Linked DNA regions of Homo sapiens: region 1 is linked to region 2. A link is a loop called in an ENCODE intact Hi-C map of the cell type or tissue named here. Cell type or tissue: stomach. All regions are shown on one strand. Links, peaks and the distances in the headings refer to the core of each region. The heading gives the core; the rest is flanking DNA.

Evidence for each region. Hi-C counts contacts between places; a loop is a spot of excess contacts. Peaks named below come from ENCODE experiments on the same cell type or tissue, not always from the same donor. Only the 100,000 strongest peaks of a DNase experiment are listed, where the experiment ranks them.
Region 1: it touches region 2 in a loop (4-fold over the local background); 103 of 110 quality-filtered maps call a loop at or near these places.

Annotation. Positions count from the first base shown.
Region 1 is chr6:154,275,193-154,290,567 of GRCh38, reverse strand. IPCEF1 (interaction protein for cytohesin exchange factors 1) reads left to right here. Exons shown (of 12, transcript NM_001130700.2): 2 at 812-855. Among named protein-coding and RNA genes, the nearest start is that of IPCEF1, 74 kb to the left of the region's middle. In stomach, for the core only: no CTCF peak of the experiment used is centred there; no DNase peak of the experiment used is centred there.
Region 2 is chr6:154,155,575-154,170,949 of GRCh38, reverse strand. IPCEF1 (interaction protein for cytohesin exchange factors 1) reads left to right here. Exons shown (of 12, transcript NM_001130700.2): 11 at 2,837-3,030; 12 at 10,910-15,375. The coding sequence ends at 11,122. It also overlaps a transcript of OPRM1 not described here. Among named protein-coding and RNA genes, the nearest start is that of OPRM1, 120 kb to the right of the region's middle. In stomach, for the core only: no CTCF peak of the experiment used is centred there; a DNase peak (open chromatin) is centred at 6,379; H3K27ac peaks cover 515 bases.

The DNA.
Region 1 (15,375 bases), core at 4,753-12,752, 120 kb before region 2:
AGGAAAGAATTCAATTGAGGGGCATGACTTAGAGTGAGAGACTGAGGCAAGTTTTTGAGGAGTGAGAGCTTATTAAAAAGTTTTAGAGCAAGAACAAAAGGAAGTAAAGTACACTTGGAAAAGTGCCAAGCGGACAACTTGAGAGATCCAAGTACCCTGTTTGATCTTTGACTTGGGGTTTTATACATCAGCATGGTACAGGGGTTTCTGTCTCTCCTACCCTGATTCTTCCCTTGGGGTGGGCTTTCCGCATGTGCAATGGCCTGCCAGACGTTGGGAGGGGAGCATGCTCAGTGTGTTTGCTGAAGTTGCATGCATGCTCACTTGAGGCATTTTTCCCTTACCAGTCGAGTGTTCCCAGAGGGAGGTCATATGCTAAACTCTGCCATTTTGCCCTTTAGTACACATACTTGGGCCCATTCGCCATCTCCTGAGATCTTATCAGGAAGCTGCTGATCACCAGCTTCAAGTGTTACTTATCTAATGGGAGACTGCCTGTCCCTGGCACCAGCTGCCACCAATTATTATTTTAGAGAGCCAGTTTAACAACTACCTGACCATCCCCTGGTGGTTTAACATTGCCTGACATTCCTGGGTGGTGGTGGTGGTGGGACTTTCCTGAACTGTTTGTGTTTGCCTAGCTGTCTACCCTAACATTATCACGATGATCAACTTACTGTTCTGTTGCTTATTCTTGGGGTTGATGTGGTGGGATTCTGATTTTAACCCAGGTGATTGAGTCCAGGCAGAAATCTCATGACTCACTTTTTTTTCCTCTCTCTCTCTTTTTTTTTTTTTTTTTTCCATAAAGGTCAAAGGCAACAGAACTGGACCAAGAAAATTCATAACTTTTTGGTATGTAATTGAAAATTCTTTGCAACGAATTCTTTCTCTTTAGTGATATTTATGACTTGAAAAGCTTGAGTTTCACTTTGTTATTCTAGTTTGTGAATCAAATTAGTGTAGCCTAGGTATGTTTATCCCTAGTCTAGGATTTATGCAGAGGGAAGTTGATAGCATTACTGACTATCTTTGGTCCTCCGAAGATTATTTTTCAGTGGGAGAATTAAGTAATTTATTTATTTATTTATTTATGGGTTGATTTTTTTTTTGCTTCTCTAAGAGTAAGGAATATACCACGACTATCAAAGTACTTTATAACTATAATTATGTGAAGAGTCTATTTTACAAGCAATTGCATGTTTAGATGCCCAAGTATAAACTGAATGCTCTAGAAATGGAGTACTTACTGATTTAAATTTACTAATAATAACAATTAAATATTTATATTTAATAATTATAGTAGAAGAGTAAAACAATCTGAAGATGTCCCCACCTCTAAAGTTTATAAGTTTACTCCTAATGATCTAGGAAAGACTGGAGTTGAATACCTGTGTAATTCTTCTCATTATTACTCTGATTTTCTATTATAAAATGATTTTAAAAGAATTATATGTCTTAGCTCCTCACTGAGGTATACATCTTTTATTTGGTTTAACTCTTGTTTGTTTGTTTGTTTTTGAGACAGTGTCTCACTTTGTCCCCCAGACTGGAGTGTAGTGGCATGATCGTGGCTCACTGCAGCCTTGACCTCCCAGGCTCAGGTGATTCTCTCACCTCAGCCTCCCAAGTATGCCACCATGCCCAGCTAATTTTTAAAATTTTTTGTAAAGAGGGGGTCTCGTTATGTTGCCCAAGCTGATCTCTCACTCCTGGCCTCAAGTGATCTTCTTGCCTCGGCCTCCCAAAGAACTAGGATTATAGGCGTGAGCCATTGTACTAAGCCTTAATTCATTTTTTTCCAAAGATGAAACACAACTTTAAACTTGCTGGGGAATTCAAAGGAAGCATTCTTTTTACAGTTTTTTTTTTTTTTTTTTTTTTTTTTTTTGTTTTTTTTGTTTTTTAGACAGAGTCTTGCTCTGTCTCCAGGCTGGAGTGCGGTGGCACGATCTCGGCTCACTGCAACCTCGGTCTCCTGGGTTCAAGCGATTCCCCTGCCTCAGGCTCCCTGGTAGCTCGGACTACAAGCGCCTGCCGCCACACCGGGTTAATTTTTTGTAGTTTTAGTAGAGAAGGGGTTTCACCATGTTGGCCAGGATGGTCTCGATCTCCTGACCTCGTGATCTGCCCGCCTCGGCCTCCCAAAGTGCTGGGATTACAGGCGTGAGCCACCGCGCCCGGCCGCCCACAGTTATCTATTAAGGACACATCTTTCTGTGACTGTATAGATATAACTGAAATCCTGGTAATTTTTCAGAAAGTATTAGCGTATTAACTTAAATGCTATTATTTTCTATGACCCAGACAATAATCACTATTGTCCTCAGTATGTAGTTTCTACCATTTCCAATTATGTTACAACTGTCTTTGAAACACTGTTAGTCATAACTCATTAGTCACCATTGTGCTTTTTGGTGACCATTGCCCTTCTCTTTCTTTTTCTGTAGTTATTAAAACCCGTTGTCCTGGTTGTCCAACTCATGGACATACAAATTAGCTTTGGTGCATACCTTAGCTGTATAGACGTCTTCTAAGACATAAATTCTATTGTTTCAACATGTATATAAAAGATACGCATTTACTGATGAGTCAGGCAGTAAGATGTCTGCATTGTCTTCTGCAGTAAAGAATGCTTTATTTACCATAAAATTTGATGTTTTGTTGAGGAATTTTAAGTGATGCTTTTTATATTCATATTTTTCATTGATGATATGCAGAACTGGTTACCCTAAGGTATTGACAAAAGTGGGTGATTTTACTATCTTCAAAAGTTGTCAAGTATGTTTTCTAGTATAACACTTCTGGCTCTCAGATTAGGGACCTCCCCATCACAGTGGGCATCTAGTAAGAGCATGGCTTGTTATAAGAAGCTGTGTTTGTTGGAAGACTGAATTCGATGAACTTTATAGTCTCTTGTAATAAAATAAGAGATAGCACAATGGTACAAAGGGGAGGCTCTGAGCTCAGAGGGCTGGGGTTTGAATCTTATCTCTGACACAAATACACACCAATCTGTATGACCTTGGGCAAACTGCTTAACCTTTATGCACTTCGCTTTCCTCATCTGTTAAATGGAGACAGTAATAGCACCCATAGCTGGTGTAAGGATTTAATGAGTTAATATGAATATAGCTCTTAGAACAATATCTGGTGCATTGTTAAGCACTTAATAAATATTAGTTATGATGGTGTATTAGTCCATTCCCACACTGCTATAAAGAACTACCTGAGACTGAGAAATTTATAAAGAAAGGAGGTTTAATTGGCCCATAGTTCCACAGGCTGTACAGGAAGCATGGCTGGAGAGGTGTCAGGAAACTTACAGTCATGGTGGAAGGTGAAGGGGAAATAGGCACAATCTTCACATAGCAGAGCAAGAGAGAGAGAGAGAGAGAGAGAGAGAGGGAGAGAAGGGCAAAGTGCTACACACTTTTAATATTTTATTTATTTTTATTTTTTAATTTTAAAAAAAAGAAAGGGGGCTTTGCTATGTTGCCCAGACTGACCTCAAACTCCTGAGCTCGAGCAATCTGTTATACACTTTTAAACAACCAGATTTCTTGAGAACTCACTCACTGTCATGAGAACAAGGGGAAATCCACCCCCGTGATCCAGTCACCTCCCACCAGGCCCCTCCTTCAACACTGAAGATCATAATTCAACATGAGATTTGGGTGGGGACACGGGGCCAAACAATATCACGTGGTGATGAATGATCTTGTCATCGGCCCTGGCCTTTATTCCCAGCAACTTGTTTTTTCAGATGTCCTTGTGTACTGCCTCGGTTCCACCTGATGCTAACATGAAGGCAAAGTTCAGACTCTTCACCGCTTTCTACTGAAACTGACATTGTGGTGTCATTTCTTCCATCACACTGCTCTCCCCATTCCCCATTTTACAGCCTCCACCTCTCTTCTTCCCCTCCCTGCCTCATTGCAGGTCTTTCTACACACATCCAAACACTGCTGGATTTCAGATTTTATGACAAAGGGGCTTATTATGATATTTTTCTAGCAAAGTCAAATGTTTACATAAGAGAAAGTCTTGAACCAGCTACTAAGATAATAAAATGTCCTCCATCTTGATGCAAAAGCATGTTAACAATTTTCGTCTTTTACTCCTGTCATTAAGCAATACTAAAGGAATCTTGTTTATCTAGTCACTCTAATATGTTATAGACATAGTTCTTTTTAAAAAGTTTTTATTTTACTTTAAGTTCTGGGATACACGTGCAGAACATGCAGGTTTGTTACATAGGTATACATGTTCCATGGTGGTTTGCTGCATCTATCAACCCGTCATCTAGGTTTTAAGCCCCACATGCATTAGGTATTTGTCCTAATGCTCTCCCTCCCCTTGCCACCCCCCACCCCCAGACAGGCCCTGGTGTGTGACAGACATAGTTCTTGGTTCAAGGGTGTGTAGTGGGAGCAAACAGTTCATATTTAGTTTTCATTCACATGTGCCTACATTCTTGGCCCCATAATTATTTTGAGCTCTCCACAGATTTCTTAAGCACAGAATGCTTGTCTAATTATTTTGACATATTCCTGCTGGGCAGTAAATATTGTGAAGTTTTATGTGAATGCATTTGAACATCAGGTTATATTTTTCTTACTATTTTTTACTTGCTATGGCCTATGAAACTTATGTTCTAAGAACTGCTTAATTTTGATTTATGTTACCAAGTGATTCAAGGTGTCAATGGACTTTTTCCAGTACAGAAACGTGTGGGGCCAGGTCTCACACCTCTAATAAAGAAACAACTCAGACTCCAAGGGTTTCTTGCCTTATTTTAAAATAAACTCTGTGTTAAAAACTTGTATGCTGGCAGTGAAGAAATAGATGACCACATATATTTTCTTCTTGAAGGCTCATAATTTTTGTGCATATGTGTGCAAAATATAACAATGTGAACAAGAATGTGGACAACTAGATTACAAAAAAGGAACTAGCTGAAAGAATACTTATATGGAGATTATTCCTTGAAAACAGAATCTGTTTTTCAGATTATTGAGAGGGCAGGTTAACATTTGAGCTATTGTTTTCCTGGTTAATAATATTTTTGCTTTTTTTAAATTTTAGCTCAAAAATATGGGTATAGCTTTCTAAAAAATAGAATCCAATTTCAAGAATGATGAGGTACTAACTGAAAATCTCTAAATCTTTTGAGATTATTTCCACAATGAATAGGGCATTTCCTCAGAAAATTTTCTGCATTTATTATATGTAGACAGTGAGGAAAAGGGAAAAGAAAAGAACAAGTTTTCTCAGCAAGTGAAAGGTTTCCTGTTGCCATTTTCATTTTCCCTGAGTTTATTATCCTCAGTAGAGATACCAATGTCTTTCCTAATAAAATTACCTTCCAGCCAAATTGTTAAAAAAGGCAACTACCTATCTTGGGTATATGTTAGTTTACACAGAAAAAATTTAAATAGAGCTTGAAGAAATATAGAAAAGACTTTTGTTAATACTTAATGAGGCACAGGAGCTCTTATTAGACTAGACGGTGTTATGCTGAAATTAACTCTCGAGTAACTCTGATTCTCTGATTTCTTTTTTTTTGAGTCGGAGTCTCACTCTATCACCCAGGCTGGAGTGCAGTGGCGTGATCTCGGCTCACTGCAACCTCTGCCTCCTGGGTTCAAGAGATTATTTTGCCTCAGTCTCCCGAGTAGCTGGGACTACAGGTGCACACCACCAAACCTGGCTAATTTTTGTATTTTTAGTAGAGACGGGGTTTCACTATGTTGGCCAGGATGGTCTTGATCTCCTGACCTTGTGGTCCACCCGCCTCGGCCTCCCAAAGTGCTGGAATTATAGGCGTGAGCCACTGTGCCTGGCTATAACTCTGATTTCTTACCCACACTGTATGTTCAGTGCTGGTCGTCAGGAGGGGAGAGATCCTCTACTCCACAAAGTCACTCAGGGATTCAGGCTGATGAAAGCTCCACCATCCTGCAACACCACCATGTCAATAGGTGGCTTCAGAGTTGGTCATGACACAGAAGGAGGGTGTGGGGCACTCATACTCTTCTCCAGACACAAAGTGATGACATCACCTCTGCCCAGTCCCCATTGGTCAGAACAACTCACACGGCCTCTCCTAACTGCATGGGTCTGGGAGGTCTTCCTGGGGGCCGAGGGAGAAGAGGAGAACTAGACATAGAGTACACTAACAATTTCTTGTCTGATGGTATGTGCTGCAAAGTTATCACATCCAGTATCTCTATACAACACCCTTCCTTTCTAAATCAGTCACACTTACAATTCCTTCTGTTCTACCAGGTAATTGAGTTATTTTAATATTTTAAAATTAACTTCACATTTTTTACTTTCTGACTTTAGGTGAGAATAAGTGAAAAAGGATTATGAAGAAGGAATTATATTAATGGTACTTTCTTTTTTCCCCAACAAAATCATTACTTGAAATTAAATGTAACTGCAAATGTGTGAGGATTGATTGCAAAATCAATTCAAGGGATATCAAGCTAGGAATAGGAAACTATACTTGCACAGTTTCAGTAGATTGTATTTTATGTGTACATCTTTTTTTAATTATATGCTCATCTTTCCCTGAATCTTAATCTCATGTTCTTTTCCTTCTTCTATCTCATGTTTTTCTTTTTAAATGTCTTTGTCAGTTTATTATTTTACCAAGCAATGTTTTCACGTAGGGCACATAAGGAATAAACAAACATGTCTAAAATGTGTTTATTTTGCACTCACACTTGATTGTATGTTTGGTTGGATACAGAACTTTATGTACAAATTTATTTTCACTCAGAACTTCAAAGATATTGCCCCCATGTCCTTCAGCAGCTCAACTTGCATGAGAAATCTAACAATGTTCTTGTTTCTTTAGAGAAACTTTTAGAATTCTCTGTATACTTTGAAATTCTGAAATTTCACAAGACATATTCAAATGTACATCTTTTTAAAAATTTATTTAATTTTAATTTTTTTTGAGATGGAGTCTCACTCTGTCACCCAGGCTGGAGTGCAGTGGCGCGATCTCAGCTCACTGCAAGCTCCACCTCCCAGGTTCACACCATTCTCCCGCCTCAGCCTCTTGAGTAGCTGGGACTACAGGGGCCCACCACCGCACCTGGCTAATTTTTTGTATTTTTTTTGTAGAGATGGGGTTTCACCATGTTAGCCAGGATGGTCATGATCTCCTGACCTTGTGATCTACCCGCCTCGGCCTCCCAAAGTACTGGGATTACAGGTGTGAGGCACTGTGCCCGGCCCTCTTTTTTTTTTTTTTTTTTTTGAGATGGAGTTTCACTCTTGTGCCCCAGGCTGGAGTGCAGTGCGTGATCTCGGCTCACTGCAACCTCCACCTCCCAGGTTCAAGCGATTCTCCTGCCTCAGCCTCCTGAGTAGGATTATAGGCCTGCGCCACCATGCCTGGCTAATTTTTTTGTAGTTTTAGTAGAGATGGGGTTTCACCATGTTGACCAGGCTGGTCTTGAACTCCTGACCTCAGGTGATCCGCCCACCTCGGCCTCCCAAAGTGCTGGGATTACAGGAATGAGGTTCCTGCCCTGCCCTCAAATATACATCTTTGAAAATTTGTGGGATTGAGTATTTTGTAGCATAGATTTCTTTTTCCACTCTCTCCTTGGGCTCTGCTTCCTGCTGTTTTGGCTTCATTTTCAATCTCTTTTCTCCACCATTTCACCAAGGTGACCACTGCTAACTCCAGGTTTGCAGAGCGTTCATGGCTGACACCCCAGAAAAAAGGGACAAATCTCTTTCCCAATATTTCAGACAGAATTTCCTGATTATCTTGACTTGGTACATGTACTATTTTCTGGATTGGTCATTGTGACAAAGAGGAGTAAGTACTTTGATCCAGCTAGTTCTTTTTTTTTTGAGACGGAGTCTCGCTCTTTTGCCCAGGCCAGACTGCAGTGGTGCTATCTCGGCTCACTGCAAGCTCTGCCTCCCGGGTTTATGCCATTCTCCTGCCTCAGCCTCCCAAGTAGCTGGGACTACAGGTGCCCGCCACCGTGCCCGCCTAATTTTTTTGTGTGTGTTTTTAGTAGAGATAGGGTTTCACCGTGTTAGCCAGGATGGTCTCGATCTCCTGACCTCGTGATCCGCCCACCTTGGCCTCCCAAAGTGCTGGGATTACAGGCGTGAGCCACCGCGCCCTGCCTGATCCATCTACTTCTTACCACTTCTATCGCTACCACTCTGGTCCCGCGAAAGAGATGACATTGTAATCTCTTCCCTGGATCGTTCCAGTAGCCTCTTAACTGGTTTCTTGGTTTATGTCTTTTCTCTGTTTCAGTCTGTTGTCAGTGCTGGAGCCAGAGCTGTTAATGTGTTTGTCAGATCAGAACCCTGCAAAACCATTTATTTTATTTATTTATTTATTTTTTAATTTTGAGACAGAGTCTTGCTCTGTCACCCAGGCTGGAGTGCAGTGGTGCAATCTCGGCTCATTGCCACCTCCGCTTCCCAGGTTCAAGCTATTCTCCTGCCTCAGCCTCCCGAGTAGCTGGGATTACAGACATGTGCCATCATGCCAGGATATTTTGTTGTTGTTGTTGAGATGGAGTTTCACTCTTGTTGCCCAGGCTGGAGTGCAATGGTGCCATCTTGGCTCATTGCAACCTCTACCTTCTGGGTTCAGGTTATTCTCCTGTCTCAGCCTCCCACGTAGCTGGGATTACAGGTGTGTGCCACCACATCTGGCTAATTCTTTGTATTTTTAGTAGAGACGTGGTTTCACCATGTTGGCCAGGCTGGTCTCGAACTCCTAACCTCAGGTGATCCACCCACCTCAGCCTCCCAAAGTGCTGAGATTACAGGCGTGAGCCACAGTGCCCGGCCTCCAGGCTAATTTTTATATTTTCAGTAGAGACGGGGTTTCACCATGCTGACCAGGCTGATCTCGTACCCTGGCCTCAAGTTATCACCTGGCTCATCCTCCCAAAGTGCTGGGATTACAGGCGTGAGTCACCATGCCTGGCCAGGCTTGCCCATTTCACTTCAAGGAAAACTAAAATCTTCAACAAGAGTTTATTTATTTATTTAGAGACAAGCTTTCACATTGTTATCCAGGCTAGAGTGCAGTATGGCTCACTGCAACCTCAAACTCCTGGGCTCAAGTGATCCTCCATCTCAACCTCCTAAGTAGCTAGGATTATAGGCATGCACCACCACACAAGGCTACTTTAAAAAAAATTTTTTTTTTTTTCGAGATGAGGTCTTGCTCTGTTACCCAGGCTGGAGTGTAGTGGCGCTATCTCGCCTCACTGCAACCTCCACCTCCCGGGTTCAGGCAATTCTCTTGCCTCAGCCTCCCAAGTAGCTGGGATTACAGACATACACCACCATGCCTGGCTTTTTTTTTTTTTTTTTTTTTTGTATTTTAGTAGGAACGGGGTTTCACCATCTTGCCCAGGCTGGTCTTGAACTCCTGACCTCAAGTAATCCACCCACCTCGGCCTCCCAAAGTGCTGGGATTGCAGGCATGAGCCACTGCGACTGGCCTTAATTTTTAAATTTTTTTGTTGAGATGGGGATTCTCAGTATGTTGCTCAAGCTGGTCTCAAACTCCTGGCCTCAAACAATCATTCCGCTCTGGCCTCCCAAAGTGTTGGGATTACAGGTATAAGCCATAGCATCTGGCCTAGTTCTCACTTTTCAAAATGACTTTTAGTTTGAAATATAACATACATGCAGTGGAAAACATGAAAAAAATGGAATAGCTAGATGATTTATCATAAAGTGTAAATTCTTGCAACTGCCACTTCAGTCAAGAAATAGAATACCATCGGGATCCCGAATCCCCTCTTGTACCCATTCCAATAAATAATTCCTGATTCCTCCTCAAAGGTTTCCACTCTCCTGCCATTTGTGGTCATTGTGGTTGCATTTTGTGATAATTTTATGACCCAAGTACACTTCCCTAAACACTATGATCTAGCTTTGGCTGCTCTATTATTTTATATAAATGGAATCATATTGTTTATATTCTTTTGTGTCTAGCTTCTTTCTCTCAATGTTATTTCACTGTGGATAGAAGTAGTCTTTTTCTTTTTGATTGCTATGTAGTTCATTGTAATGACTGTACCACAATTTATTTATTCATTTTCCCATTGATGGACATTTTTTTTTAACAATTTTTTAAATGATTTACCTCTTTGTAGAGATAGAGTTTCACTTTGTTGCCCAGGCTGGTCTTGAACTCCTGGCCTCCAGTGATCCTCCCATGTTGGCCTCTCAAAGCACTGGGATTATAGGCATGAGATACCATGCCCAGCCCTGTTTTTTGTTCTGGTTGTTATTAATGAACTGGATAGAACCATTGTTACGCATTTTCAGCATACATTTGCACACATATCTGAGGCATGTACATCTTAGAGTAAAGGTTGTGGGCATAGACTATGCATGTAATTAACCTTAGCAGGTGTTGCCAAACACTTTTCCAAAATAATTTTCCACTGGCAATATTTTGAGTTTTCACTGGTTCTACAATCTTGCCAACGCTTGGCATTGTCAGTCTTCTAAAATTACACTGTTTTGGTGGCTGTTTAATTATGTTTCATTGCTGTTCTGCCTTGCATTTCCCTGATTGTTAATGAGGATTAACATTAACATTAACATTAACATTTCCTGATTGTTAATGATTGGTGTCTCTCCTATGTATATTGGCTAATTGATGTTCCTTCTTTGTCAAAGGCCTAGTAAGTCTTTTCTCATTTTTGTCTTAGGTTTTCTGCCTGTTCCTTACTGATTCATGGGAGTTCTTTATAGATTCTGGATGCATGGCCTCATGCATGTTATATGTATGGCACATACCTCTTCTCATTCATTTGCTTGTTTTCTCAGTCCCTAAGGTTGTCTTTTGATGAATGGGAATTCTTAATTCTAATGTGTTTCAACTTACAGCTTTTCCTTTATGGTTAGAACCAGTGGGGGAAATGACAGTATTTTCAATAGATGATACTGAGGTAATTGGCCATTAATTTAAAAGATGAAACTTGACCCCTATTTGAAACCATAATAGAAAATCAATTGCAAGTAAATTGTAGATCTAATAAGGAAGACAAGACAATAAAATTCGTAGAAGGAAAAGTAGGACGATATCCTTATGACCACAGAATAATGAAGATAACGAATGGCAAAGGAAAAGCACTAGCCAGAGTCATCTTCACAATATTGAGTCTTCCAATGAATGAACACACGACATCTTTCCATTTATTTATACCCTTTTTAAGTTTCTTTCAAAAATTGATTTCTTCATTGAAGTCTTATACATTTTTATTAGATTCATTCTAACATATTTGAATTTTTATGATATTGCTATCTTCTTAGAAATTTTACTTTCAAACTGTTGGTGGCTGGTAGAAATGTTGTTGATTTTAATATATTGGCTTTGTAGCTAGCAACCTTCTTATGCCCACTTTTTTTTTTTTTTATTTTGAGACAGGGTCTGGCTCTGTCTATGATTTTTTTGCGGTGGCACGATCTCAACTCAGTGCAACCTCTATCCCCCAGGTTCAAGGGATCCTCTCACCCCAGCCTCCCAAGTAGCTGGGACCACAGGTGCACACCACCATGACCAGCTTTTTTTTTTTTTTTTTTGTATTTTTGGTAGAGACAGGGTTTCACCATGTTGCCCAGGCTGGTCTCAAACTCCTGAGCTCCAGCAATCCACCACCATAGCCTCCCAAAGTGCTGGGATTACAGGCATAAGCCACCACGCCTGGCCCACTTTTTAATTGTAATTATTAATGTGTAGATTCTTTCTGCATGTAAAACTATATCATTTGAAAATACTGACAATCTTGATTTTTTACCTTTTAATCATATATATATATATTTTTACCATTGTTTTCCAGTACTTTTGAGACAATGTTGTTAAGTGATAATGAGAATCTTTGGCTTATTCCTAATATCAAAGGAAAAGGTTTCAACATGTCACCATCAAGCATGTGATGTAGGAATAAGGACCTTCTTACTTATTGAAAACAGTGGAGTAAGGACCTTTTTGTTTTGACCATGACAGGAATTTGGAGAGGGGTTGACTTGGCTTGGCAGTTCATCTTTGACCCATGTGACTTTAGCTGGGGTGGCTAGGATCGGAGGATCTCTACTTTCAAGATCACTTTTGCATCCATACGTCTGGAGCCTTGGCGTCTCTTGGATTCCCATTCTCTACTTGGCGTCTCATTCTCCCGGACCTGTCCACAGGGCTCAGCTCTTTGTAGCACAGCAGTGTCAGGAGACCTGGACCTGGTGAATGTCAGTCTGGCTTCTGCTAGAGCACATGTTCCTCTTTCAGATGTAAAATCCCATGAAGTGGTGCCTGTGAGGTCATAGAAATTGCAATTAAACATATCTGTTAAATTAAAAATCAATTTCCAATCTAAACTTTTTTTCTATGCAGGAGTTTAAAAATAATAATTTCAACGTTTGTCATAGCTGAATTTTAGTACTATGGAGTAAAGAAAAAAATAGGTGATTCCTTCTATTTTGTGATAACAAAGTTTTCCTTTTGAGGTTAAATGAAGGTATCTAGGGCAGGAGGGAGAGAGGAAGGTGCACGTGTGCATGGAAGATGAGGAGGTGGGTGCGGTACCCAGTGTAGGTGAGGTACGAGTGGGAAAGTGAGCATGTAAAGATGAGAGTGGGTGGACCACAGGAAGCTGGGCGGACCACAGGAAGCTGGCTGGAAAAAAAAAGTCTGGCTTTACCTAGTTAAAAGCAAGAAAAAAGCAACCCAAAGACAAGCGGAAAATCTCACAGGCAAAGTCTATAAAGGAATGGAAACAAAAAAATAAGCCCACATGTGTTCAGGGAAAGGTGAAGTAAAGTGGCTGGCCAGCTGCAGTCTGCTCTGTAATTTTTGTATTACTTCGCAGTAATTTATACGTAAGATAGTCTAATGAACAACAACAACAACCAATAAAAGAGCCAATGCTTCCTGGAAAAACAAATAGAACATTTTCTTTTTGAAAACTTAGATTTCTGAGTTTATGATTCTAGTGGTTTAAAAAAATGCGCTATTGAAATTGAAAGAATGTCAAATTAGGGAGTTGGACGATTTAATCTTTGGTCTTAAGCTAAATATTGTACTTAGGTGTTCTTCCACTAGGTGTCTCTTTGCATACATGTTATGATTTCAGAGAAAGCAAATCTATTCTTGACGGCATTCGCTTATGTGGATTGTGTCAACAAATATCTCAATTTGGGATGGGGGGTATTTAAGAATGACTTTAATTTAACAGTTCTTCCTAAAGAATAAATAGGTGTGTTTTAGTGACATCTCTCGTTCTTGCTTTAGATGTTTTGGAGACACTAACCCAGATTTTTCAGCAGATGCAAAATTGAGGTCCTTGTGCCTGTGTGGTTTCCAGCATGATATGGTTTAAGCCTTCAATTCATAGCCTGCCCATGTGGGATTCTGACCAGGACGTGAGCCCTTCATAGTTTCTGAATGAAGCCTCACCTAGGATGCGCAATTCCCAAACAAGCTGCATGCAGCTCGTCAGTGTCTCTTTCTGAGAGCTGTATTGCCTGCTGATCAGACCCTTCCAGACCACACAGTGGCAGCTGATCTATGATCCCACGAGTAGCCCTTTGGCAGCCACGTTATCACTGCTAGTCACCGAAGGTCCCTCTGAATTGTCTAAATTTGGTAAATAGCTTACTCATTCTAACTTGTCCTAAAGTTGAGGCAGGGCCAATATAAGTCAACAGATATTTGTTAGGTGCCTACTGCATGTCTTGCCCTGAGTGTCTGTAAGAATTATTAGACTCATTCATTCTCTAAGAATGTAATGAGATCTACTGTTTGCAAAAAGAAAATAAAAGCCTGCTTCTAAGGAGAATTTGAAAAGGCAAAGATTATTCTGAGACAGCACTGCTGATGACCATAGGGCCCTGGACCTGGAGTCTGAAAATCTGAATTCAAATTTGGCTTTAACTTGCTAGCTATGTAAACTAGTTAGTCCACCCACTCTGTATATTCGTTTTTTCACGTGTTAAAGTATAAGTTACTTTACAACCTTGCTGTGAAGACTGAAAACAGTTTGCAACAGTTCTGCCAAATATCATTATAAGAGCCTCCAAGAGAAGTCACTCTATTCTGGGCAAAGCAGCCCTCACCATGATTATATACAGTAGTTTATCTCCTTATGGTCTCTCTTGTCTGATAACCCTTGGGCACGACCTTTGCAAAATTACAAGGCCCCTAAAATGATCTTTTATTTCCTCCTTCCCTCCCTCCTTCCCTTCCTCTTTTCTTTTCTTTTTTTTTCTTTTCTTTTTTCTCTTTCTTCCTCCCTCCCTCCCACCTTTTCTCTTTCTTTCTTTCCTTTTCTCTCTCTCTCTCTTTTTCTCTTTCTTTCTTTTCTTCTGAGATGGAATCTCTCTCTGTTGCCCAGGCTGGAGTGCAGTGGCACAATCTCGGCTCACTGCAACCTCCACCTCCCAGGTTCAAGCGATTCTCCTGCTTCAGCCTCCCGGGTAGCTGGGATTACAGGCACCTGCCACCATGGCCAGCTAAATTTTTTTGGTATTTTTAGTAGAGATGGAATTTCACCATGTTGGTCAGGCTGGTTTCGAACTCCTGACCTCAAGTGATCCACCCGCCTCGGCCTCCCAAAGTGCTAGGATTACAGGCGTGAGTCACTGTGCCCGGCCCCTAAAATGATATTTCTTAAGGAAAAATCTAGCCAGACAAAAGGGGTTTTGGCTCCAACTCTAGAGCAATGGGTGCAAGCGGCTGACAGCTTTTATAATCATTTTTTTTTTCTTGGCTGCCTTCTAGCCAGTGAATGTCCAGTTGCAGAGTCCTCTGCTGTATGGGGTATAGCTGCTCACTTTGGTGTAAAGGGCACTGAATGGAATAATGTTTGGCAAAGCAGAAATAAAGTGACTGGCTGCCTCAGAGCCATGTACACTGTCTGAATTTCACCAAGTAGAAAAACATTTCATCTTCTGCAGACAGAAAATGTAATTATTATTCATGTGGAGAAATGGAGAGATGCAAATTTCAGAAAAGTAAGGGCCATCGCTTGCTATTCCTATCTGGCTCATTCTAGAGCACTGTATCAGCTCTTGCCCCACCGGCTGGAGTGAAGCAAACTAGGAATTGCGGATGTTATTCGGGGGATACCCTAGTAGGGACCTGGAAGGAACCAAGCTGTGCTCATGGAACAGACTGTAGTAGATTGCAGTGGGCCTCATAATTGATACCTTGTCTAGGAGCTACCAATGTTTCCTGTGTCCTCATTAGGGAGCTGGTGCCCTTTGTCTCATATGATGTAGCAGCTTGAGGACAGTACAAACTTTTGAGGTGGCTCCTGGAGTTTCAGTCACAATCCCTTAGAATCACGCTTCAGCATA
Region 2 (15,375 bases), core at 2,353-10,352:
GCAATGAGCTATGATCATGCCACTGCACTCCAGCCCAGGTGATAGACCAAGACCCTGTCTTTAAAAAATAAACAATAAAATAAAAGTAGCAGCTCTGTTTTACATTCCCACTAACAATGTATGAGGGTTCCAATTTATCCACATCCTCATCCACACTTACTACTGTCTGTCTTTTTAATTGTAGCCACCCTGGGTGTGAAGGGACATCTCATGATGGTTTTGGCTTGCATTTCCCTCATGACTGATGATACTGAGCATCTTTTCATGTGCTTATTGACAAAAGCCCACTTTTGATGTCTGCACACGGTGTGAGCCAAAAGTCTAATTGTCTTCAGATGTAGTTTTGAGTATTTTCTTCCCTTTTGTGAGACGGTTTGGTAGAGAAAAAGGAGGTTGTGCTGATGAACATTTTAAGTCAGCTATGAAGTGAGTGCATCATCTTTGCTTTCTGTTTTATGAAAGAGTATTGGTGACTTTCTGGGATGGATAGGGGAAACTAATTCTTGCATAAAGGTTTCTAATCGTAGAGGAGTAAACTCTAAGGCATGTGAAGTTTGCTTGGTTTTGATGCTCCTAGGTCACCATTATATGCTTTTCTCCACCCTATGGAGAGGCTGTTTTTCTAGTTCCTCTAATGCCATACTTTCTATAGAGTCCTCTTTCAAGCTGGTTCTTTGGACAGGAAGTGAAACATATAAACATTAAGGAGTATGTGGTGGAAAAAGAAATCTCATTGTATTTCTTTCCCAAGCTTTCTTCCAAGGAATAAAGGAAAAATAGACTAACGTTCTTAGTGAGAAATTAAAGCAACATCAAAGGATGAAGATTTTCTTTGAGTAACCTCTGTATCATTTGAGGCCCTTCCAGGTGCATATGATTGGAAACCAAAGCCAGGGTAGCTTAACATGGGTAACATATTAGCTCCCACAGGCTGAGAGGGCTCCAACGGTATCATCAAGATCTGTGTCTCAGAATGGGTTGGCTTCCATATCATTATTCTTGGGATACTTCCTGGAAACTTCCAGCTCACACTATCACAACATTCAGCTTAAGAAAAAAGAGAGATTACTTATCTGATACTCCAAAGTCTTGGAACTGAGTCTCCTTGGCCCCAAATGGCCTGACCAGAGGCACATGTTTATCTCTGAATCAGTGACTGTGGCCAGAATGGTGGAACTGCCATTGGCCTCGTCTAGTCCACATGGTCCCCAGTAGATCCTGTGGTGGAGTGGCTTCACTGCAATCATGTGGGCCGAGGCTGGCAAAGTGTGGTTAGGAAGGGAGATGGAGTCTGTGTGGCAAGATGAGGAATGATCACTTTCTACTCAAAACCACAGACCACAGACAGGTTTCTTCTCTCCAAGGGTAGTTCTGGGAAGGACATTAAGCAATCATCTAGGGCAGTAGTTCTCAAACTTTAGCATGTGTATAATTTGCTAGGGCTTATTTGTCCCACACTGTGTTTTAGAAGCAGATATTTGTCGACTTGCATGGGTTTAAAGATGGAGATGAATTTTGTCTCAGGATGAATCACTCCCCCACTGAGTTTCAGCAATACCTGGTTTAGATGATATTTTGTGTGTGTGTGTGTGACAGAGTCTCACTCTGTAGCCCAGGCTGGAGTGCAGTGGTGTGATCTCAGCTCACTGCAACCTCCACCTCCCAGGCTCAAGTGATTCTCGTGTCTCAGTCTCCTGAGTAGCTGGGATGACAGGCACGCACCACCACACCCAGCTAATTTTTTGTATTTTAGTAGACAACGGGTTTTACCATGTTGTCAAGTGTGGTCTCAAACTCCTGAGCTCAGGCGATCCTCCTGCCTTGGCCTCCCAAAGTGTTGGGATTACAGGCGTGAGCCACCACACCCAGCCTGGATGATATTTGGGTGAGCTTTTGGTCTTAGAGTTGATGGTGGAATGGGTTAAGACTTTTGGAGTTGTTGGGATGAGGTGAATATATTGCACGTGAGAAACACATGAATTTAGGAGGCCGGAGGGTGGACTATGTATGGGTTGAATTGTGTCCCTCTAAAATTCATATGTTGGGCTGGGCGTGGTGGCTCACACCTGTAATCCCAGCACTTTGGGAGGCCAAGGTGGGCGGATCACCCAAAGTCAGGAGTTCAAGACCAGCCTGGGCAACATGGTGAAACCCTGTCTGTACTAAAAATATAAAAATGAGCCGGGCATGGTGGCAGGTGCCTGTAATCCCAGCTACTTGGGAGGCTGAGACAGGAGAATCACTTGAACCTGGGAGGTGTAGGTTTCAGTGAGCCAAGATTGTGCCATTTCACTTTAGCCTGGGCAACAGCAGTAAAACTCCGTCTCAAAAAAAATAATAATAAAATTAATTAATTAATTAATAAAATTCGTATGTTGACGTCCTAACCCCTAATACCTCAGAATGTGACCTTATTGGGAAATGGGGTTGTTGCAGATTTAACTAGTTAAGATGAGTTAATAGGGCAGGTTTCTAATCCAACATGACTGATACCCTCATAAATAGGGGGAGTTTGGACACAGAGACATGCATGCAGGGAACACCCCATGTGAATATTGGAGTTATACTGCCACAAACCAAAAAACCACTTGAAGCCAGGAGAGAGGCTTGGAATAACTCCTTCCCTGGTGCCTTCACAGGGAACGTGGCTCTGCAGTAACAAAGTATCGCAAACTGGGTGGCTTAGACAGCAAACATTTATTGTCTTTCAGTTCCGGAGAGAAGTCTGAGATGAGGGTGCCAGTGGGGCCGTGCCTTGGGACCACAGTATTGAATGTTCTCTCCTTGATTTTTCACTGGGTTTATTGTTACTGCTTTCTTTTTTTTTTTCAAATAGAAGAGACAAAAGTGTCTGAAGATGATGAAATGGAGAAGCTGTACAAATCATTAGAGCAAGCTAGTCTATCTCCTCTTGGGGACCGACGACCTTCGACTAAAAAGGAGTTGAGAAAATCCTTTGTTAAGCGGTGTAAAAATCCATCTATAAACGAGAAACTCCACAAAATCCGAACATTGAATAGCACATTAAAGGTAACAAAATTTCAAATTGTGGATGAACTCTATGGATGTGGGGCAAGGAACGGCTGGTTCTGCAGAGAGATTCTTGCTAATCACAGCATGTTTGTGTGGTTGCAGGGAAGGGCTGTAAAAGTAAATATAACCTTTATAGGGCAAGATGATCTTGACGTTCTTAAAGCACTAGGACATTCACACAGTAGCGCCCAAGGCAGTTTTTCACAATAGGCCTTGATGTTTGCATTCACTCTGATATAAAATTTCAAATTTTAAGCTTCTGGACAGCAAGGACCATGCATAATTTGTTTTTTAACCCTTATACCTAGCACAGTACCTGGTTCAATAAATGTTGATGAGAGACAGAGATCATCAACTGGTGAGAATAAACAGTCGTATAAATAAGATCTCGAATTTTCATCTGATTCATACAAGGGTACCAGTCTTCAGGACTGCATCCAGAAGGAAATGTCTTGATTTCAGCTGCAGCAAAGATGTAGTGATTGTCAGCTGTGGGCACTGCAGCCAAGGAGCACCATGAGAGCCCGACAGTGGGAAGTACACACTCTGTGGTAATAGACCAGCAGATGTTTTCACAATGGGAATAAGGGAAAGTGTACAGGAAGTACTGAAGCTATTTTCAGGCCCTCCCTGAGCTGAAATGGTTCTTCATAACAAAAGTGTCCTGCTTTCACATTTAGATTATAACATGAACAGGTGGAGGCCAGGATACTTTGTAAAATGCTCCTGATTTAGCAGACGATTTATCTGAAAAGCTTTGATAGATTCTGTAAGTGAATTTTGTTTTGTCTGTGGCCTTTGGCATTAAGAACTTAAGTCATTTTCCAGGAAGAAATGTCAGCAATTGAAAGGACAAGGCTACAAAGGCAGGCTGAGTGGCTCTTAGGCGTCCCAGTTAGTCAGTAGAACATCTGAACACCCTAAAAGGCTACAAAAATGAGGCCAGAATGGAAAAAGAAAGTAAATTTTAATTATACAAAGATAATACAAATGCAGAGAAATTCACTCTTATTTAATATTAAAATTTTTATCGATAATAAAAGATATCACTGGCCGCCATTTCACAGTATGTACGAAGCTGATGAATATATTTGATTATTCAATGTAATATGTCATAGCGTGTTGGGATTTTACTGTCTTCTTTGTCTGTGATAGCTGATATGAGTGAGTAAAGTTTTCATTGAGCAAGTATTTCCTGACTCTTACTATGTACCAGCCACTATTCTAGGTGACTGGGACCATTGAATGGACTCTACCGGTGTAGAAACAGAGGAAAACAAATACATGATTAAAATGAAGTGCAAAAATACTCTGGTTGAGATGTGCTCAGGGTGCTTTGGTGGTCCAAGGGGGACAGTGGATTACTGGAGGCATTAGGAACACTGTCACGAAATCCGTGAGTCAGGAAGAAATGAATACCAAGGGAAGGACATTCAAGGAAATGGAATGTCTGTCAACGGATAATAAGCTGTAGTTCCACGTTGGGAGAAGCAGGAAGTAGAGGCCGCGGAGAGCATGTGCAGTTTGAGTCATTAGTAGAAGGAGAAAGGCTGTGGCCTCAGGCCTTCCACAGAGCAGCAGACTCAGGATTCTAGATCTTTACGGCACCATGCCCTCACCTGGCCACTGGGGGGCCAACTTTGTGAAAAGAATTAGTGTTACCATTCCCTATGGGTCTCTGTGACCTCGTCATTGGTGAATTCAGCAGCTTTTGCTTTTCTGTCAGTGTATCGGTTATCCAGTGCTAGGTAACAAATTATCCCAAAGCTTAGCAACTCCAAACAATCAGCATTTATTATTTCAAAGTGTCTGTGGCCAGGAATCTGGGTGTGGCTTGCTCAAATGCCTCTGCCCCCAGGTCTCTCACAAGGCTGTGATCAAGCTGTCAGCTGGGGCTGCATTCATTCCTCCATGGAGAGGGATCAGTTTCTAAACTCCTGCATGTTAATTATTGGCAGGATTCAGGTCCTTTCAGGTTGCTGGACTGAGGGTCTCAGTTGCCCTCTGGCTGTTGGCCAGAGGCTCCCCTCAGTTCCTTGCCACATGGGCTTCTCCACAGGGCAGGTCACAACTTGGAAACTGGCTTCTTTCAGAGCAAGCAACACAGTGAGAGTGAGTGAGTGAGATGGGTTATAACCCAGTGGCAGCAATGACATCACATTACTTTTGCAGTATTCTATTCAGTAGAAGCAAGTCATTGGGTCATCTCATTTTCAGGGAGGAGATTACACAAGGCCTTGAATACCAGGAAGCAGAGAAGATTGGGGGCCCGCTCAGGGCTGCCTGCCCCACCCAGCTAGGGAACTGCTCTTTCTGGACATTTGTGAGAAGGAGCCCTTTCCATAGATCCCTCGTGCAGTGCTTGGGGCTGATGAAATAGAACAGGACCCATGTCATGCAGTCCTATTAATCTCAGGAGGTAGGAGGACATGCTGATGTGGAAATTGGTCTTGCTGAAGAAGCTGAACAAAAGCAAAGTGCATCAACCTATTCAAAGGAGAGAGAGAACTTGGTACATGTGTGCATGTTCATGTTGGAAGGGTATAATAATTATTTCTAATTGTTTTTAAAATTCAAAGCAGTCAAGAGAGTGGTTGTCTTTGAGGAAGAGGAGAGGATGGGACTGAGAGGGGATGTGAATGGAGCTTCTGAGTGCTGGGTGCGGGTCCTTCTGTGACCCTGGTAGTAGTGGTATGGAAGTGTTTATTTTGTGATAATTCTTTAAGCACAATTTTTCTATTTGTGCACTTTTCTCTGAGTATGATATATTGCACAGAGAATATATCATACACAGAGGAAATGTTTATGTTTTAAAAGCTCCAAAGTAGGAGTGTAGACAAGCAAAGACAACAGAGTTTCATGCAGAAACAAGGAAACTGTTTTAACAATAATGTTTATATTTGCCGCAGGTGCATTCCGTAAATAAGAAAAATCCCTGCACTGGGATAGTACTGGAATGAATGCACTTCAGGGAAATTCTTCTAGGAAGTTGAGCAAACTTCCAAGTTGAACTTGAGCAAAAGTTGATCGTATTATGTTGTACACTAAATACAGATATTTAGGAATTTCTAACAGCTCATCATTCACTGACTTTTGGCTAAGTCTGCTTTTATTTTAAAATAAGTTATTAATGGAATGATTAATGGGTCCAACTGAAACTCTCTCTGAGTTACTCTGACCTATGTCACAAGAGCGGTGAACCCTTTCTTCCCGTAGCTACTCTGGTGGAACACATTTCCAATGCTTAGGTCTTGAGTCGAGCCACACACTGACTATTTGGAGTAAAAACTGAAAGTACAGCATTCTCTCTTTCATGGTATTTTTGGAATCCCTGCCAAACCTTGCTTGCCTGCCAGAAAGCAGAGCGGATGTTGTGAAAGTAGTTCAAAGCCCTCCAAAAGCCTCATGCGCCATCCAGGAGAAGCTGGGCTGCTGGATGAGGCCCAGCCCCAGGATGCCTGGTGTAGGAAGGAGCTTGGAAGGTTCTGTTGTTTCATTAATTTCCTTCTTCTGTATTATTGTCTACATTTTTTTCTTTCATCCATAGAAGAACTAACACAGATTTGAGCCAAATGGTAAAAAATTTGAACTACTTAGAGCCAAAAGCCATATGAGAAGTGTCAGCTTAATGCCCAAAGTTGAAGAGACCCTGTTCTAAAAATTTTATTAGCTATAAAGAGGGGTTAATTCATGTATGCAAAGTCAGTTTCCCCAATTTTTATTAATTTTCAAAGATCTTATTTAATTTTTTAATATGAAAAATTAGGATCTTCCTTTGAAGTAGATGTCTAAATTTCTTTAGAACAAAATAAAACTCTTTAAATAACTTTACATTAATAGCAGTATGGTGATATCAGAGGAAGAAAGCTTTTGTTGTTGTTGTTGTTTTGGAAAAGTTGTTTTGGAAGCATAGATATTGAAAACTCAGAAAGAAGAAATATGCTCTTTTGGCCCTGCCTAACTTTCTATAAACAATCCCTCTGCTTTCCTACTGCACTGTTTTTTCTCCATTTTGGAAGGAAGGATTCCTATCTTTATCCATCTATATGTCTATCTTCTATCTATCTATCTATCTATTAATATCTATCTATCCAGCTATTGATCTATGAATCTATGTCTAGTTTTTTTGTTTAATGGAAAGGATTTCCTCAGACTCCAAATAGGGTTCAGAATGCAAAAGAGAATAAAAAGCAAATTGGTAATTCATTTATTCATTTATTTCTTATTTTATATATTCATTTTTTCAACAAGTATTCAACGAATGTCTACATGTGTAAACAGTCTACATGTGCAGTCATTCTTTCAGGCACTTGGGGCTATAGCACTGGGCATGTCAGATAAAAAGGCCTGCCTTCCGGAAGCTTATGTTTTAGTAGGAGAATAAACAAACATAATTGACTATTAAATGTATAATATGATAAGTGATGATAGATTTGATAAAGAATAGAAAAGGGGATAGAACATGTTGAGGAATTGATATTTAATTAGGAAGGACATGAAAGGCCTCTTTGAAAGACATAATTTGTGTAAAATCTGAAAAAGGAAAGGGAATGAGGCTTGAGGTTCTCTGAGGCCGAATATTTCAGGCAAAAGGAACAAAAACACAAACACCTTGGGGCGGGAGTGTGCCTAGGGCATTTAAGGAAGAGCAAGGAGGTCAAGGTAGCTGTAATGTAGTGGGGATGGAGCATGGGGAGTGCAGCAGTGGGCTGGAGGGGCAGCAGGGACTCGAGCCATTGAGGATCTCATTGCCATTGCAAACACCAGCTTCTGCTCGGAGTAAGACAGTGACCCTCTGGAAGGTTCTGAACAGAAGGATGGCATGCTTTGTGTCATGTCTGAAGGTAGAACCATCAGCCTTTGCTGGTGGATTGGGTGTGGTAGAAGGAGTCAAGAATGACTCCAGTGTTTGCTCTGAGCAACTGGAAAGACGGAGTTACCATTAAGTGCTTTGTGGAAGACTACGGTAGGAACCGGGTTTGGTGTGCATTGGAAGTTGGTGGGGTGGGGATGTAGAGAATAAGAGGAACTTATCTTTAGATATGTTATTTTTGAGATGCCTCTTAGGGGTTGATGTGGAACTGCTGAAGAGGAAGTTTAGACAAATGATGATGGAGTCCAGGGAAGAAGTAAGGAGAGATATAAACTTGGGACCCTCAGCACATAGGAGAGTGGGAGAGATTTCTTGTGATTACCAACAGCATGAACATAGATAGAGCAGAGAACAGGATACAAGCTGGGGCTTTAGAACACTCCAGTGAGAAGAGGTGGCGTGACAAGGAGGAATCAGCAACTAAGGTGGGAGTAAGTAGCAATTGTGGTACAAGAAAAATCAGGAGAATGTATCATAGGAGCACAACAATGAAACTGTTCAAGAAGGAGGAGTAGTCAATTGTTTTAGGTGCTGCTGATAAATAAGTTGAAGATGGATCATTGGTTTAACATTGATTTAATGGTTTATTGGATTTAACAACATGGAGGTCACTGATGGTCTTCACAAGAGCAGTTTTGGTGAATGGTGGGGGCCAAACCCTGATGGGACTGAATCTATGCAGAATGGGCCACTGGAGACAGGAAAAAGTAGAGCATTAGCTGGACAGGGATTTGGGGGCAGAGAGGAATTTTAACATGCAAGAAATAACAGCAAACATGTGTACCAGTGAGACTGCTGGAGGGGATCTGGAAAGTTGGTGAGTCAGAGGAGAGAACAGAATTGCTGGGATGAATTTCTTGAGTAGGAGAGCGGGGGCCATTGTGCCCAAGTGGAGGGATTGGCCTTTACTAGGAGCACAGATGCTCCATCTCTGTGAACAGGGCAGAAGGCAGCATAGATTTGCATCCATGTAGTTCGTGGGCAATAGGAACTTGGGAGAAGTGCTCTTCTGATGGCTTCCATTTCCTCAACAAAGAGATAGCAAGGCCATCAGCTGCGAGTGAGGATGAGAGAGGGGGTTTGAGATGAGAAGAGTTTTGAAATAGTCATTTGGGAGACTGCCAGAAAAAGGATGTGAAAATGTGATGACTGGAGAGTAGTGAAAATCCACTTACTGGCAGTGGTTGTGAAGTTTTAGTTTCACACATGCTGTCCTGGGGATAGTCAAAAAGAGTAGTTCAATCACATGCATGAATTGAATGTCTACATGGCACTTGGCATTGCGTTAGGTGCAGGGAATACAGGGATGAAGGAAATGTTTCTTGTCATCTTCTTTAAGCTTTAGAAGAGGGGCCATGACTTACCCGTAAATACCTAAATGTACCTCGGTAAGTTCTCAGAGGGCATCATTGGAAGGCATGAGAACATAAAAACTTAAAAGCTTATCAGTCCAATTTTGGGAGTGCAGGGAAGGTTTCCTGGACAATGTGATGCCTCAAGTATAGATTTACGGGTTTTGAAAAATTGGGTAGGCCAGGTGCAGTGGCTCACGCCTGTAATCCCAGCACTTTGGGAGGCTGAGGTGGGTGTATCACTTGAGGTTTAAGGAGTTTGAGACCAGCTTGGTCAACATGGCGAAACCCCATCTCTACTAAAAATAGAAAAATTAGCCAGGCATGGTGGTGCATGCCTGTAATCCCAGCTACTTGGGAGGTTGATGCAGGAGAATCGCTTGAACCTGGGAGGCAGAGCTTGCAGTGAGCTGAGATTGGGCCACTGCACTCCAGCCTGGGCAACAGAGTGACTCTGTCTCAAAAAAAAAAAAAAATGAAAAGAAAAGAAAAAAATTGGGTAAAGAAAGACTGGAAAGTGTTCTGTGTAAAAGAAACTCTAGAAATTAGAGTTTATGAGGTGAAGAAAGGCAAGGAAGATTCTTCATGTGGCACAACAACACGGAGGTGTGAGCTAGTGTTGTGTGGGTGAGAAAATGCATGCCAGTACATTAGACTGGGAAGTCAAAAGGAAGCAGAGTATCAACAAATGGTGCCAGTGCAGGTGAGGAGCCTTGGGTGTAAGGGGATCCATGAGGGGGACTCGGCATTTACATGCATCCCTGCTCTGCTAAGTGGAGGTGGAGTTGAAGTGGGCATTGGAGGCAGTGGTCTCGCTCAGGAGGCTGTGGCAGCAGATCAAACGTGATATATTGAACTGGATATCCAACCTTAGGATTATGGTCATGGGATGGAGAAAACAGGCATAGATTTGAGATACAATTGTCAGGGCTGAATATTTGTTTTTAATATGGAGGATGAACATCTTATTTATACTCCATTCCTTGTCTATAGAAAACTCTAACCTGAGCTAGACATTTCAGAAATGTGTGCCATTGGTTACAGAGGAGGCAGAATGGAATAGCACCAATAGGTTGTTTATTAGCATTATTGGAATACATACTGTTTTGATGGAAGGTTAGTAGCCTCTTCTTTGACTGAAAAGATAATCTGTGTATTTATTCTGTATTAAATAAATGTGATTTATTAAAAATAAAGATAATTTAATAAAATCTTAAAAGACATATTTTATGTTGCCATATGTCCTAGGTAAAGTGTTACGTTCCAATTTTACTTAGTGAAGTTTGGATTGTCAATAAAATGCTAATACCTACAATGGTAAGTTTTAGGAGGCATGATTCCCACACCAAGGTAGAATTGTTACTGTGGTGTGGAATAATGGATTGATCAGGGAAAGGCAACATAGAAGATCTTTGCTATATGTCTAGCTCTTCCACTAACTCTTGGGTAGGATACTTCACTTCTTTGCGGCTAGCGTATGCAAACAAATGTCGTATTTCTTAAGCTTAATGCTGGAATTAGAACATTAACGTGCAAAAATGCTTTGGTAATTTTATGTATATGTGTACTTGTAAAAGAGTTGGTAAAGATGGTTTATGTAAATTAAGACACTCTCAACATACCCCCTTCCCCTTTTTTTCTACTCACACAGTGTAAAGAACATGATCTGGCCATGATTAACCAGTTGCTGGATGACCCGAAGCTGACAGCCAGGAAATACAGAGAGTGGAAAGTCATGAACACCCTGCTGATCCAGGACATCTATCAGCAGCAGCGGGCTTCGCCTGCCCCTGATGACACTGATGACACCCCCCAGGAACTCAAGAAATCACCTTCTTCTCCCTCTGTTGAAAATTCCATTTGAGACAAAGTCAGGGTTTTCTCCTCTTATATTTTATCACAAGCAACTCTTCAAGATGTTGCAAAAGCTTACATTTTTCCTTAAAAGGAAAACTGAAACCCAGTCCTTCAAGCATCAGCTTCCCATCTAAAGATGCACGTTAGATGAAGATAATCACCGAATACACCAGGGCTCCTCATTTCAGTCGTAACGCATCCATTGAGATTGGAATGATTGAGTTCAGTTGAAAGGCGTTTTTTGTGTTCCTACTGGGAGCTCACGGTGATGTGGGGCTCTAGGGGGGATGTGAGAAATGTCTCTTCTGTTCATTGCTCTCCAGAGAATGCTATGGACAAGAATCAAATTTTACCAGGAGTAATTGCCCATGGAAACATTCTGTTTTTCAAAAGAAGAATGTACATATTCCACTTGACTGGGAAGCTGTGTGGCCCAAATCACTGTTTGAGTGGAGGAATGTTTTCTAGAGCAGTGACTGGAAGGACAAACGTGGTGTTGCAGAACAAAAATTCCTTGCCTTTGGTATGGAATGGTGGTGCCTTTTCCATGTGATGAGAAATGCTTCATAGACAGTGGCATGTGGGAGAGCTGAAGGAGGAGGCGTGTTCCATATTCCACTCATTCAAAGGACAGCTTGGTGTTTTCACACTTTATGCAGGTTAGGGGATCTGATTAATGTTTCCTTTCCTTACAACAGCTAGAGAAAACATCTCATCACAATTGGAGACCTCTACTTCCTTTGAGCTTTCCTACTCAATGGTAGGAGATAGGAATATGTTCCGCAAAGAATGTCTACTGCTCTTGTCCTTGGCTGTGATCCCTATACATAGTGTGAATTTATATCCAGGTTTCCCAGGATCAATATTGACAAGACGACTTTGGCATCTGAATTGTTTTAATATCTTTACTCAAAAAAACAAAAAAACAAAAACCCATGGAAGCAACAAAAGAGTTAAACATGAGGGATTTATTTTTGTATGTTTATATGTCACTTGTGTGCTATGTGAATAGCTATGTTTGTTATTTAAATATATTTATAGAAGTTCAAATTACTAGTGTTTAAAAGATGATATACTATTATATATTGTGCTTAGTATATATTTGATGAGTCTATACTTTTTGCTTGAGAAAAATAGAAATACTATTGATTCACTGGTGTTATGATGTTGCACTGTGTCTGAGGAATGCTCAGGAAATCTTGTGGGAAAAAAATGGGGCATGCATTCATAATTTTTCATTTTCTTCCCCACCCCAACCCCCATGAGCTCTTAAATTTAGATTTCTATCTCTTGTAAGTCACTCTTTTAACCAGCAAAGGACTTTCATCTTAGATTATCCTTTCTATTAAATAAACTTTAAGCTTTGTGCCATTTATGCCTGCAAACCTTAGACCAAAGGCAACACAACTAATGTCATCTTTTCATTAAAGACTAATAGAAATTTAGAAATCATTGTGTTAAAGAGAGCTATAGAGAAACAATATGAAAGTCTTCCCTTACTAATCACCATGAATATTTCTCACCATAGGAATAACCACAACCCACCAAGTACCCATGTTGGCCCTGCCTACCCGTAACAAATTGTTCACACAACCTATTTTGTTTTATAGCTTCAAAGTGTGGCTTGACATTCAAATGGAAGGAACCACCTGAATTATATCTGCAAACAAAATGGAAATAGTTGTTGAATAGTTCCCCAAGCTTTACTAAGAAGCCTTAATACTCTGTAAACAAACAAACAAACAAAAAACAACCTTAGCATTAAGAAATAAAAACAAAAAACAAGAAGCAAGTTGTACTGCTAGAAACTTCTCTAAGATAAGAGGCCAGGCCAGTCAGTTTGGCCCAGCAAACATGTGGGTACTTCTCCACCTAGGGAAGCCACTGAAGATGAGTTTGACCTGTGGTGACCTGACAGAGAGAACATTCAGATCCTCAGATTGCACCCTGATGCCCTGGTTTAGGAAAGCAGTGCTTTAACCTTTTGCCCCTGGAAATTACTGATTCTTTCTGTGATTAGCAGATACCAGAAGGGAAATTATTTAGGATTGGCAATGTAAAGAGTATTGAAGGAACAACAAATAACAATAGCAGAAATAACAGTGTGACATAAAGTGCCCTTCCACCTATTTTTCTTTGGTTTGCAACACCAGCCTGTAGACTTCCAGTTTTTCTTAAATTGAAGAGCTCCAGACACTTTTGAGCAGGGTTTGTGAATAGCTTTGAATGCTTTCCTTTGGCTTTTCGTGAAGACATATTTCCCCAGCCTTTCAACTGTAAACTCCTTTAGTACCATTGAAACTTAAGGCAAAAAAGATCCCTGGGATTACTTAGCCAAGGCTTAAATTTATTTTTCAAAGTCAAGAACATTAGCCTAGAAGTTTTTGCTTTGCTAGTTAAAGCTTACTTTGCAGAGCTTCCCAAAGTGAAAGGGAAACTGAACTTCACAATTTTGCACCTGGCTTTCTGGAGCCCCATTGCCTGCTCATTCGTGTTTTTCCCCCTGTAAATTATTTTGCTTTTGACCAGGTTGTGCTAGAAAGTAGGGCTGCTTCTGTGAGTTCTCAGCCTAGGCTGTGGCCACTAAGACGTGGGTGGGGGGATAGACAGGAGTGAGAGGGAGAGTGGGTGACACTTTCCGTGACACTTAATGTAGGAAGACATGGGCTTCTCTCTCTTGGCCTCAAGCCACTTTTCTGGTCCAAAGAATATTGGGAAAACTGGATTACTTTCAGTATATTTCTTGAGACCGGGTCATCTCTGAAATGCATTTGGGGTAGTTTCCTGGGGTCCAAGGGCCAATTCCTATACCCAGTCCTGCAGTGTCTGTGAGCTGTGGAATGAGAGAGAAAACCATGGCTGCTCAGGAAGGAAGTGGAGAATCTCTCAGCACACGTAGATCCAAATCTGTGGCACCTGCTAAAGATTAGGATTTGGAGAGGACTCCTCTTTGGGGTTGTGAAGAGGACCTTTTCCCTCTGTTGTTAGCCTGTAGATCCAGAACGGAGCCTGATGTGATGCCTTCACTGGTTGATATATTGCAAATAGACACTCTGAGCCCTGCATTGCAAGGGCGTCTTTTGCTTTAAAGAATTCTTAGTTTTGCCACAACAGCTCAAATCTCAGAATAGGATCAAAGGCCTAGAAAGACTCCTAAAGTATAGGATTACAAAGACTCCAGGAAGCGTAAGAAAGAGATTGTGTTTGGAGTCAGATTTCAATGTGAAACCCATGCCTTACATTTACACAGCACTTTGTAGTTTGCAAATTGGTGTGTTTTCAGCCCCCTCCCGCTGCCCCATGCTCTGAGATGATTGTGGATTATTACAGTGAAGTGCCTGGCCCGGAGCCCCCAGTGATGAAGCAGGAACTTGAGTCTCAGGACTCCCAGCGGCTCTCTGCCCATTTCCTCCTCTCCGCCCCCCACCTCGCTTCACCTGTTACCTTGTGAAGTTGCTGTTGGCACATAGCCCACTAGGAAACCAAGAAGTTTGACTGGGAGCGTGTGTTTCATTGCACTGGGCTTAGCATACGGCTGGCCCTGGTGGCTGTTTGGCTAAATTCTCCATTTGAAACCTAAAGGGCCCTCTCTGTGCTTGAGCACAGTCTCCTCCTAGTGGTCCTGCCTCAACCTGCTGGCGGGCTGTCTATGGATTGGGGTTTCACCTAATCATGCTGTGTTTCCTTTCTTTTCTTTCTGTACATTAGACTACTTGGGAGGTGCTGTGTGATCCTTGGATGAAAAACATATATTTAAAGAAATGGAGAGTGTTTATTTTGTTTGCTTTTTGAGGCATGTGCTGTCAAATGTTAGAGACCAAACTTAGTGATTAGAGGTTGGTCCTTTGACCTTCTTCTCTTAATTGCTTTTCATGTAATCATGATAATTTACTCAGGTAGCACTCCAGTCACAAACAATGTCACAGAGATGAAACAGATTCAAAGAAAAAATATTTTTAAGTCTTTTGAAAAGAAGTGCTATTCAAATTTAAGACATGTTTAAATTCATAGGTACATTATCTCTTAGTAAGAAATACTTTTTTTTTTCTTTTTTTAGACAGAGTCTTGCTCTGTTGCCCAGGCTGGAGTGCAGTGGCACGATTTTAGCTCACTGCAACCTCTGCCTCCCTGGTTGAAGTGATTCTCCTGCCTCAGCCTCCCGAGTAGCTGGGACTACGCCCGGCTAATTTTTATATTTTTAGTAGAGACCGGGGTTTACCATGTTGCCCAGGCTGGTTTCAAACTCCTGACCTCAGGTGA